Regions from separate parts of the Homo sapiens genome. Here region 1 is linked to region 2. A link is a contact called in ENCODE Hi-C or POLR2A ChIA-PET data. All regions are on one chromosome and are shown on one strand. The core of a region is the stretch at or near the end of the contact, and the rest is flanking DNA. Distances in the headings are between cores, read along the strand shown. Region 1 holds the start of TIMM17B (translocase of inner mitochondrial membrane 17B). Region 2 holds the start of ARAF (A-Raf proto-oncogene, serine/threonine kinase).

Evidence for each region. A loop is a pair of places that touch in the nucleus more often than their neighbours do. ChIA-PET counts read pairs that join two places held with the same protein, here RNA polymerase II (POLR2A). Pooled maps may share reads with other maps.
Region 1: a loop to region 2 is called in a map of naive thymus-derived CD4-positive, alpha-beta T cell, with 15 times the contacts of the local background. The contact joins the promoter of TIMM17B here to the promoter of ARAF in region 2. A Hi-C loop is called at or near these places in 1 of 168 maps with a recorded cell type or tissue (naive thymus-derived CD4-positive, alpha-beta T cell) and 8 of 50 pooled maps. POLR2A ChIA-PET finds 5 or more read pairs at or near these places in 1 of 52 experiments (SK-N-SH).

Annotation. Positions count from the first base shown.
Region 1 is chrX:48,896,206-48,900,528 of GRCh38, forward strand. It overlaps TIMM17B (translocase of inner mitochondrial membrane 17B), which reads right to left and starts at 1,563. Exons shown (of 6, transcript NM_001395498.1): 1 at 1,519-1,563; 2 at 554-653. The coding sequence starts at 1,544. PQBP1 (polyglutamine binding protein 1) reads left to right here and starts at 1,725. Exons shown (of 7, transcript NM_001032382.2): 1 at 1,725-1,877; 2 at 2,287-2,371. The coding sequence starts at 2,305. RefSeq lists enhancers at 1,079-1,228, 1,259-1,458, 1,749-2,118, 2,169-2,388.
Region 2 is chrX:47,558,494-47,562,456 of GRCh38, forward strand. ARAF (A-Raf proto-oncogene, serine/threonine kinase) reads left to right here and starts at 2,712. Exons shown (of 16, transcript NM_001654.5): 1 at 2,712-2,758. It overlaps LOC124905184 (a long non-coding RNA gene), which reads right to left and starts at 2,946. Exons shown (of 2, transcript XR_007068225.1): 1 at 2,591-2,946; 2 at 1-54. RefSeq lists a silencer at 2,779-3,078.

The DNA of each region.
Region 1 (4,323 bases), core at 313-2,812, 1.3 Mb after region 2:
TCCCAGCACTTTGGGAGGCCGAGGTAGGTGGATCACCTGAGGTCCAGAGTTCAAGGCCAGCCTGGCCAACATAGTGAAACCCCATTTCTACTAAAATTACAAAAATTCGTCAGGTCTGGTGGCACATGCCTGTAGTCCCAGCTACTTGGGAGGCTGAGACAGGAGAATTGCCTGAACCCAGGAGGCAGAGGTTGCAGTGAGCCAAGAGCGTGCCACTGCACTCTAGCCTGGGCAACAGAGCAAGACTGTCTCAAAAAAAAAAAAAACTGTCTGGCTTTGCACATACATTTAAAATTTGGTGATGACTCTTTGAACGACACAGCATTTCCACAGAGGAGCTCCAGTTGGGTGGGGTGGAGGGTGGAAGACAGAGGCCATGTTTGCAATCCCTACAAAATCCCAGATACAGGAGCCAGGCTCGGCACATAGTAGGTGAGTGGGCACCAGAATGAATAAGTGCACGTGACTGGCAGCTCCAAGCAGTTTTCAGAGCAGCCTCCCTTGTGGGCAAGATAGCTAACCCCACACCAACCCAGGGAAGGCCTGGACTCACAACAGGGGCATTGCGGAAACCCTTGATGGCCTGGAAGACTCCGCCACCGATGACACCCATAGTGAAGGCTCCACCGCAATCATCCACAATTCGCCATGGGCTGCAAGCAGGAAGGGAAGGACGGGGTTAATGTGAGCCCTCCCCCAGGTCCTGTCACACGAACTCTTTTCTAACTGGGAGAAACCAAGTCACCAGAATGGGAAGTTCCTAAGTAGGAACAAACACTTCAGATAATAATGAGCTAGTTCTGTCACGCTTTTTCCACACACCCCCCCATTAAAGCGAGAAATGGGGCAAAGGGGGAGAAATATTAGTCTTCGCCCTGTCTACCAACCAAGGAATCAGCCAACGGTTTTACTGTGATCAAAGATTAAATGAATTGGCACACGCAGAGTTGACGTTTCAATAAGCGACATAGGCGTGTTAACTAGCCAAGACAGACTGTCAGCAAAGCAGGACCGCGTCGCACCCCTTCTCCGACGGTGAGCCCGTCCAACCATGCCCCGCCCCTTTTCAATCCGGCACAACTGGGAAAAACCAAGAGCGACCGCGGGAAGCATCCACCGTCCCCGCCGGCCCTCAACAGGTTCATCCGTGCCCCGCCCCCCACTGACAAAGGCGACCTGGGAAAAACCACTGGCGGCAACTCTGGGGATTTCCGGTCAACACCGTACCACCCCTAGCCGGGATGGATCGTCCAGCGTGTCTTTTTTCGTTAACAGGGCTAGGAGATTACGAAGTCAGGAGAAACATGGCGTGGTTCGGCCTTCGCCGCACCTTCTCTGGTTGTGGCCCCTCATAACGGAGCCCGAATGACAGGAACCGAGTGGGGGTAGCGGGAGATACGTTAAGAGTCCCCCGAGTCTGGTACATGGCTCTGTGCGGCCGATGCCTCCCCCGCCCGACCCCCACGGCTGGCCTTGGCGTCGCAGCAATATTCCGGATGCCTGTGCCCATTGCCGTACCAGGGCTCCCGAGCGTACTCCTCCATGGCGCTGGCGTCTGGCCGCGCAGTCAGGCCACGCCCCCAGCGTAGACGCACACCGGCGTCGGAGCTTTCCGCCTATTACCGGGCAGCGATTGGGTCGCTATACCGCATGTCACGCCAAGGACGCACTCTCATTGGCCAATCGAGTTTCTGCCATTTGTTCATTGCCTCCTGAGCGTAGTCCAGTTACTTTCAGGCTCGGGGAGTGAAGGCCTCGTTGAGAGAAGGTCTCATTCGGTGTTTTGGGAAGAGAGTCGTGTGGGCCCAGGTATCGTAGCGGCGACACGAGAGAGACGGGCGGTGTGACAGCCTTCCACTACCTGCACGAGTGTATTGGTAACGTTGGGGTGGGTGCACTCTTTTGGAGCTGGAGGAAGTGCTGCCCTCTGCTCCCCCATCCCAGCGCTTTGGTTTCTCCCACCCGGCAGTCATGGGGACGCTGGATGAGCCCATTTCTGAAGTGCGGAGGGGCCGGGCTTCTTAGGCTGTGGGCGGAGCCTGGGCCTGGGAGAGGAACAGGGCCCTGGAGCACCTGGTTTCGGGGACAGTAGGGTTGGTGGGAGTTGCGATGATATTGCCACCTACCTCTTACATCTTTTAGTGCGTATGTTCTGTCCACCCAGCTACTGGTTCATTTGAGTAGATCGGAGTCAGATGAGTACATGTTTACGGGAGGCGCTTGGTTACGGGATCCAGATAGGAATCTTTATCTGAGCTGCTTGTCAGTTTGTTCGTCTGTCCCTAGGTCTGTCTGCTATCAGCTATGCCGCTGCCCGTTGCGCTGCAGACCCGCTTGGCCAAGAGAGGCATCCTCAAACATCTGGAGCCTGGTGAGACAGCTAAAAGCAGATGGTCCTAACACGTGCCAGCCTCGACAGGCACTTTTGTTGTTGATACTGACGCTTGATACCTAGCATGGGCCAACTGTGCACCAAGCAATGGGGTGGCAGGCATTTTTCGTTGTTAACAATGTGGATTCCTGACATCCATCCCTACCGCGTGTCAAGTGGAGGGGGTTGGGGGAATAGATATTTCATTCTTTTTTTTTTTTTTTTTTTTTTTTTTTTTTTTTTTTTTTGAGGCAGAGTCTTATTGTGCACCCAGGCTGGAGTGCAGTGGCGCGATCTCGGCTCACTAAAACCTCCGCCTTCCAGGTTCAAGCGATTCTCCTGCCTTAACTTCCCGAGTAGTTGGGACTACAGGCACGCCCCGCCCCACCACACCTGGCAATTTTTTTTTTTTTTTTTTTGAGACAGAGTCTCGGTCTGTCGCCCAGGCTGGAGTGCTGTGGCGTGATCTCGTCTCACTGCAACCTCCGCCTCCCGGGCTCAAGCGATTTTCCTGTCTCAGCCTCCCAAGTAGCTGGGATTACAGGCACGTGATACCACACCCGGCTGATTTTTGCATTTTTAGTAGAGACGGGTTTCACCATGTTGGCTAGGCTGGCCTCTAACTCCTGACCTCAGGTGATCCACCCCCCACCCTTGGCTTTCCAAAGGGTTGGGATTACAGGCATAAGCCACTGTGCCCGGCAGATATTTCATTCTTAACAATACTGACTGGCTGGGCGTGGCGGCTCAAGCTGGCATTCCCAGCACTTTAGGAGGCTGAGGCGGGTAGATTGCTTGAGTTTAGGGATTAAGAGATTAGCCTGAGCAACATGGCAAAACCCCGTCTTTACAAAAAATACAAAAATTAATCGTGTGTTGTGGTGCATGCCTGTAGTCCCAGCTACTTGGGAGGCTGAGGTGAGAGGATCTCTTGAGCCTAGGATGTCAAGGGTGCAGTGAGCCGAGATTGTGCCACTGCACTCCAGCCTGGCCGACACATGGAGACCCTGTCTGAAAAAAATCCAAAAAAAACAACAAAATAATACTGACCACCTAATGCCTATTTGGGGCCTACTGTATGCCAAGTTAAATCCCATGGATTACTCTATGGGGGTGATGACATAGTATCTAATAGGAAGTACTGCTAACCTCTACTGCTGTCTCCTGTGTGCCAAGCGTAGTTGCAGTGAGGATCTATCATTTAGGCCTACTGTGCTCTGGCTGCAAATCACACCTTATTATCAGTAATACTAAAAACTGGCATCTATTTGGGGCTATAGTGTGCCAGGCACTGGAAAATATATCTTCTCCTTATTGATAACTGACATCTATTACAAGCCTACTGTGTGCAAGGTATAGACCTTGTGGTTAATAAAATTGTCAATGATCCCAGGCCGGGCAGGGTGCCTCATGCCTGTAATCTCAGCGCTTTGGGAGGCGGAGGTGGACGGATCACGAGGTCAGGAGATCGAGACCATTCTGGCTAACAGGGTGAAACCCCATCTCTAATAAAAATACAAAAAACTTAGCCGGGCGTGGTGCCAGATGCCTGTAGTCCCAGCTACTCGGGAGGCTGAGGCAGGAGAATGGTGTGAACCCGGAAGGCGGAGCTTGCAGTGAGCCGAGATCATGCCACTGCACTCCAGCCTGGGCAACAGAGAAAGACTCCATCTCAAAAAAATAAAACTGGCAATGATCATTGATTTACTTTTTTTTTTTTTTTTTTTTTTTTTTTTTGAGAGAGTCTCGCTCTGTCACCTAGGCTGGAGTGCAGTGGTGCAGTCTTGGCCCACTGCAACCTCTGCCTCCCGGGTTCAAGCGATTCTCCTGCCTCAGCCTCCCGAGTAGCTAGGACCACAGGCGTGCTCCACTGTGCCTGGCTAATTTTTGTATTTTTTAGTAGAGATGGGGTTTCACCATGTTGGCCAGGCTGGATTTTCTTTTAAGCCTAT
Region 2 (3,963 bases), core at 1,462-3,961:
GCGGATTTTGTGCATCTCTTTTAAATCTGGTTCAGCGACTGTCATATTGGTAGCCTGAAATAAGCCATGGGGACAGTACAAATTAGAGCTGTTTTCTTCCTGGAGCGTTGGTTGTCAAACATTTACCAGCACACCATTGGACATGTGTTTTCATTTCTCTAGAGTAAATACCTAGGAGTGAGATTGCTGGATTGATTGCATGGCAGGTCTATGTTTAATTTTATATGAAACTGCCAAACTGTTTCTAAAGTGCTTGTGCCACTTTACACTCCCAATAGCAATGTATGAAAGTTCCAATTGCTCTACATTATCATCAATACATAGTATTGTCAGTCTTTTTAATTTTATCCATTGGAGTTGGGCATGGTGGCTCATGCCTGTAATCCTAGAGTGTTGGGAGAACGAGGCCAGGAGCTCGACACCAGCCTGGGCAACATAGTGAGATCCTGTCTCTAAAAAAAAAAAAAAAATTTTTTTAGCCATTAAATGGTGAAGATCCGAATAGAAAAGTGGAGTTGGGGCCAGGTGTGGTGGCTCAAGCCTGTAATCCCAGCACTTTGGGAGGCCGAGGTGGGCAGATCACTTGAGGTCAGGAGTTTCAGAGCAGCCTGGCCAACATAGTGAAATCCCGTCTCTACTAAAAATATAAAAATTAGCCAGGCATGGTCGTGGGCGCCTGTAGTCCCAGCTACTCAGGAGGCTGAGGCAGGAGAATCACTTGAACCCAGGAGGCGGAGGTTGCAGTGAGCCAAGATCTTGCCACTGTACTCCAGCCTGGGTGACAGAGCAAGGCTCTGTCTCAAAAAAAAAAAAAAAAAAAAAAAAGAAAGAAAAGAAAAGAAAAGAAAAGGGGAGTTGGGAAATGGAAATTATATGGGAGGCCAGTAGGCAGAACTTCTGTCTTCCTTCTTATAGACAGAGAAAGCCATGTGATAAATACAGATTGAAATATGTTGAGGCCCCCCCTCACCTATGACCTTCCTCTGATCTTTCCCATTACATTGCCAAAGGATGCTAAATCTCCAAACAGGAGAATGCAGTCACTTGAAACACAACAGGCCATTCATGGTGTTGGGGAAATAATTAAAAAGAGAATCTCGTGCCAACCCAATGAATCCTCTCCACAAAGTAGACAAGAATGAAAAGTTTTTTTTTGTTTTTTGTTTTATTGAGACAGGGTCACTCTGTCACCCAGGCTGGAGTGCAAGTGGCAAGTGGCGTGATCTCAGCTCACTGCAATCTCTGTCTCCTGGGTTCAAGTGATTCTCCTGCCTCAGCATTCTAGGTAGCTGGGATTACAGGCGCGCGCCACCGCGCCCAGCTGACTTTTTTTTTTTGCATTTTTAGTAAAGACGGGGTTTTGCCATGTTGGCCAGGCTGGTCTCGAACTCCTGGCCTCAAGTGATCCGCCCGCCTTGGCCTCCCAAAGTGCTGGGATTACAGGCATCAGTCACCGCACCCGGCAGGAATGGAAAGTTTTATAACTGAATAAGCATTACACCAGACTGTGATGCACATCACAAACAATCTGCTAAAGAGGTTTCAAAGACAGAAAGAAATCTCATCCGTTTATGTAGCAGGCAGATACAGCCCATTACAAACATATTCTCAAACAATAACTTGTGCTCAAGAAACTTGACGGCACCATTTGGTACACATACTTCATCCCAAATTCACCTGGTAATTAGGGTGGCTATCTGTGTTAGTTAATTGCCTTTATCCAAAGGAAAACGAAAACTCATATCTCTATGACAAGCAGGTAATAACTTGAAGCCAGGCACGCAGATCAAATTCCCACGAAGACAGGGAAAGACAGGGGTGCTATTTTCATTGATGTTTACATTTCAAAGAGATGGCTACAAGGCTCTTAAGAAAAACATTCCGGGGATGTAAAACTGGCAAGAGATTTAGCTTTTAAAAGGACTTACATACATCTCAAAGGGACAGAGAAAATTTTACAGTTACAAGTTTTCTAAAGGAAATGCTCTAAGAGAGACGTCTTTCTCTTTTGACACCAGGGAAAATTCGATCTTTAAAAATTTGTGTTTACCCCACAATACCTCCACACATTGACTGGCATCGTGCTCCCTTCCAGGTCCGCACTTCCCTCTTCACCTGGCCACCTGTGACTAGTTTTTCATAGTCCTAATCAACCCCATTCCTAAAGGAAGCCTCCCAGACAGCAGGCCGCCCCTCCTAGGCCCAGTCCCCCAGCCCCCGCCACACCAGAGACCCGCTGTCCTCAAAGGCTATGAACTACAGTCTCCTAGAGCTGGTGAACATCGCCGATCATTGGTTCTGATTCCAACCCATTTCAAAGATGGTAAAAACTGAGACACGGGAAAATCATAAAAGGGTGCTTAGGGCACTGGCCCAAAAAGGGTACTTAAGGATTTCTCCGCCCAGATGCCAAAGCCCTAAGGTCAGCCCCAAATGACCTGTGTTCTGCTTTATACGTCTATGCCACTGTTGGGGTTAAAGCCCTAGGCACGCAGGTCTTGCCTCAACTGCGCCTGCGCGAGTCAGGACGAGCGCTTGCCCCAGATCTTGACGTTTCAGGCGGCCCCTCCTAATCCGGAACACGACTCACATTCCGTTGGTCTTGCCTTGACAGACGTGACCCTGACCCAATAAGGGTGGAAGGCTGAGTCCCGCAGAGCCAATAACGAGAGTCCGAGAGGCGACGGAGGCGGACTCTGTGAGGAAACAAGAAGAGAGGCCCAAGATGGAGACGGCGGCGGCTGTAGCGGCGTGACAGGTGAGGGCGGGCCCGGGAGGGCTCGGTTTCTGGAGCGGCTGCCGGGCACGGGCAGGGAGCCCGGACCGAAAGCTCAGCTCCAGGATGGCTGCGCCTGGGCCCCGGCGTTCCCTGCCCGGAACCGGAGGAGTGGTTTGACCCGGGGCGAGACCATCGTCGACAGCGGGGGTGGGGTGGGTAACAGGAATAGGCGGGCAAGGCTGCGGGTGATGGTTTCGCCCGCTGCTAGTGGTGGTGCGCCTGCGCAGAGCCGGAAGCCCTTTGGTAGGCGGGACCCGACCGAGTGGTGCCGGGATTCCGTCTTAACCCCCGCTAAGGTGTCCAATGACCTTTCCTTACCAACTGCGGGGAGTGTGTGGAAACGCGGTTCACTCCCCGGTTTCCTTATTCTGGATCAGTGTCTGACCGCCCCCGCCGGGAGAATGTCAGGATTCTCGCCTCTGTAACCGCCTTCCATGATCCCTCATTCAGTTTAGACCAGTAATATGCCTGTGACCCCTCACAGGTTGTCAAGGAGAATTTTGGAGCTCCCTCTTTACCTCCATTTTTCTCCCCGCAACACCATACCTTCCTTCTCCTTTTGCTATGACAATGTCTGGTGGTCCACCATTACCTCCCCAGTTCGGCTCAATGTCTGGTCATTTCCATTTCCACCCTTCTCCCCATTACAGTCCCTAGTGACGCCTGTTACATCTCCCTTCCGCATAGTATGTAGTGACCCCCCCCCCCCATGAATTCCTCATCATAGAGGCTTGGGACTTCCATTAGCCACCTAACAACGGTGTCTGTGGTCCTAACATCAACATTACACCCCAGGGCTTAGGGATGTCCACAGTGCCCTTTAAGGACATGTTTGGTGCAACCTCCATCTTCCCCAAACTAAGGGCAGTATCTGATAATCCTCTCTTTCCCATCACCGTGCCTGCGACTCCTCCCTCACCACAGTAACTGGCATTTCCCCCGTTCTCTGTTAAAAAACCAGGACACTTTGGGAGGCTGAGGCGGGTGGATCATCTGAGGTCAGGAGTTCGAGACCAGCCTGGCCAACATGGTGAAACCCCGTCTCTACTAAAAATACAAAAAATTAGCCGGGCGTGGTGGCACACGCCTGTAGTTCCAGCTACTCAGGAGGCTGAGGCGGGAGAATGGCTTCAACTTGGGAGGTGGAGGTTGCAGTGAGCTGAGACCATGCCATTGCACTCCAG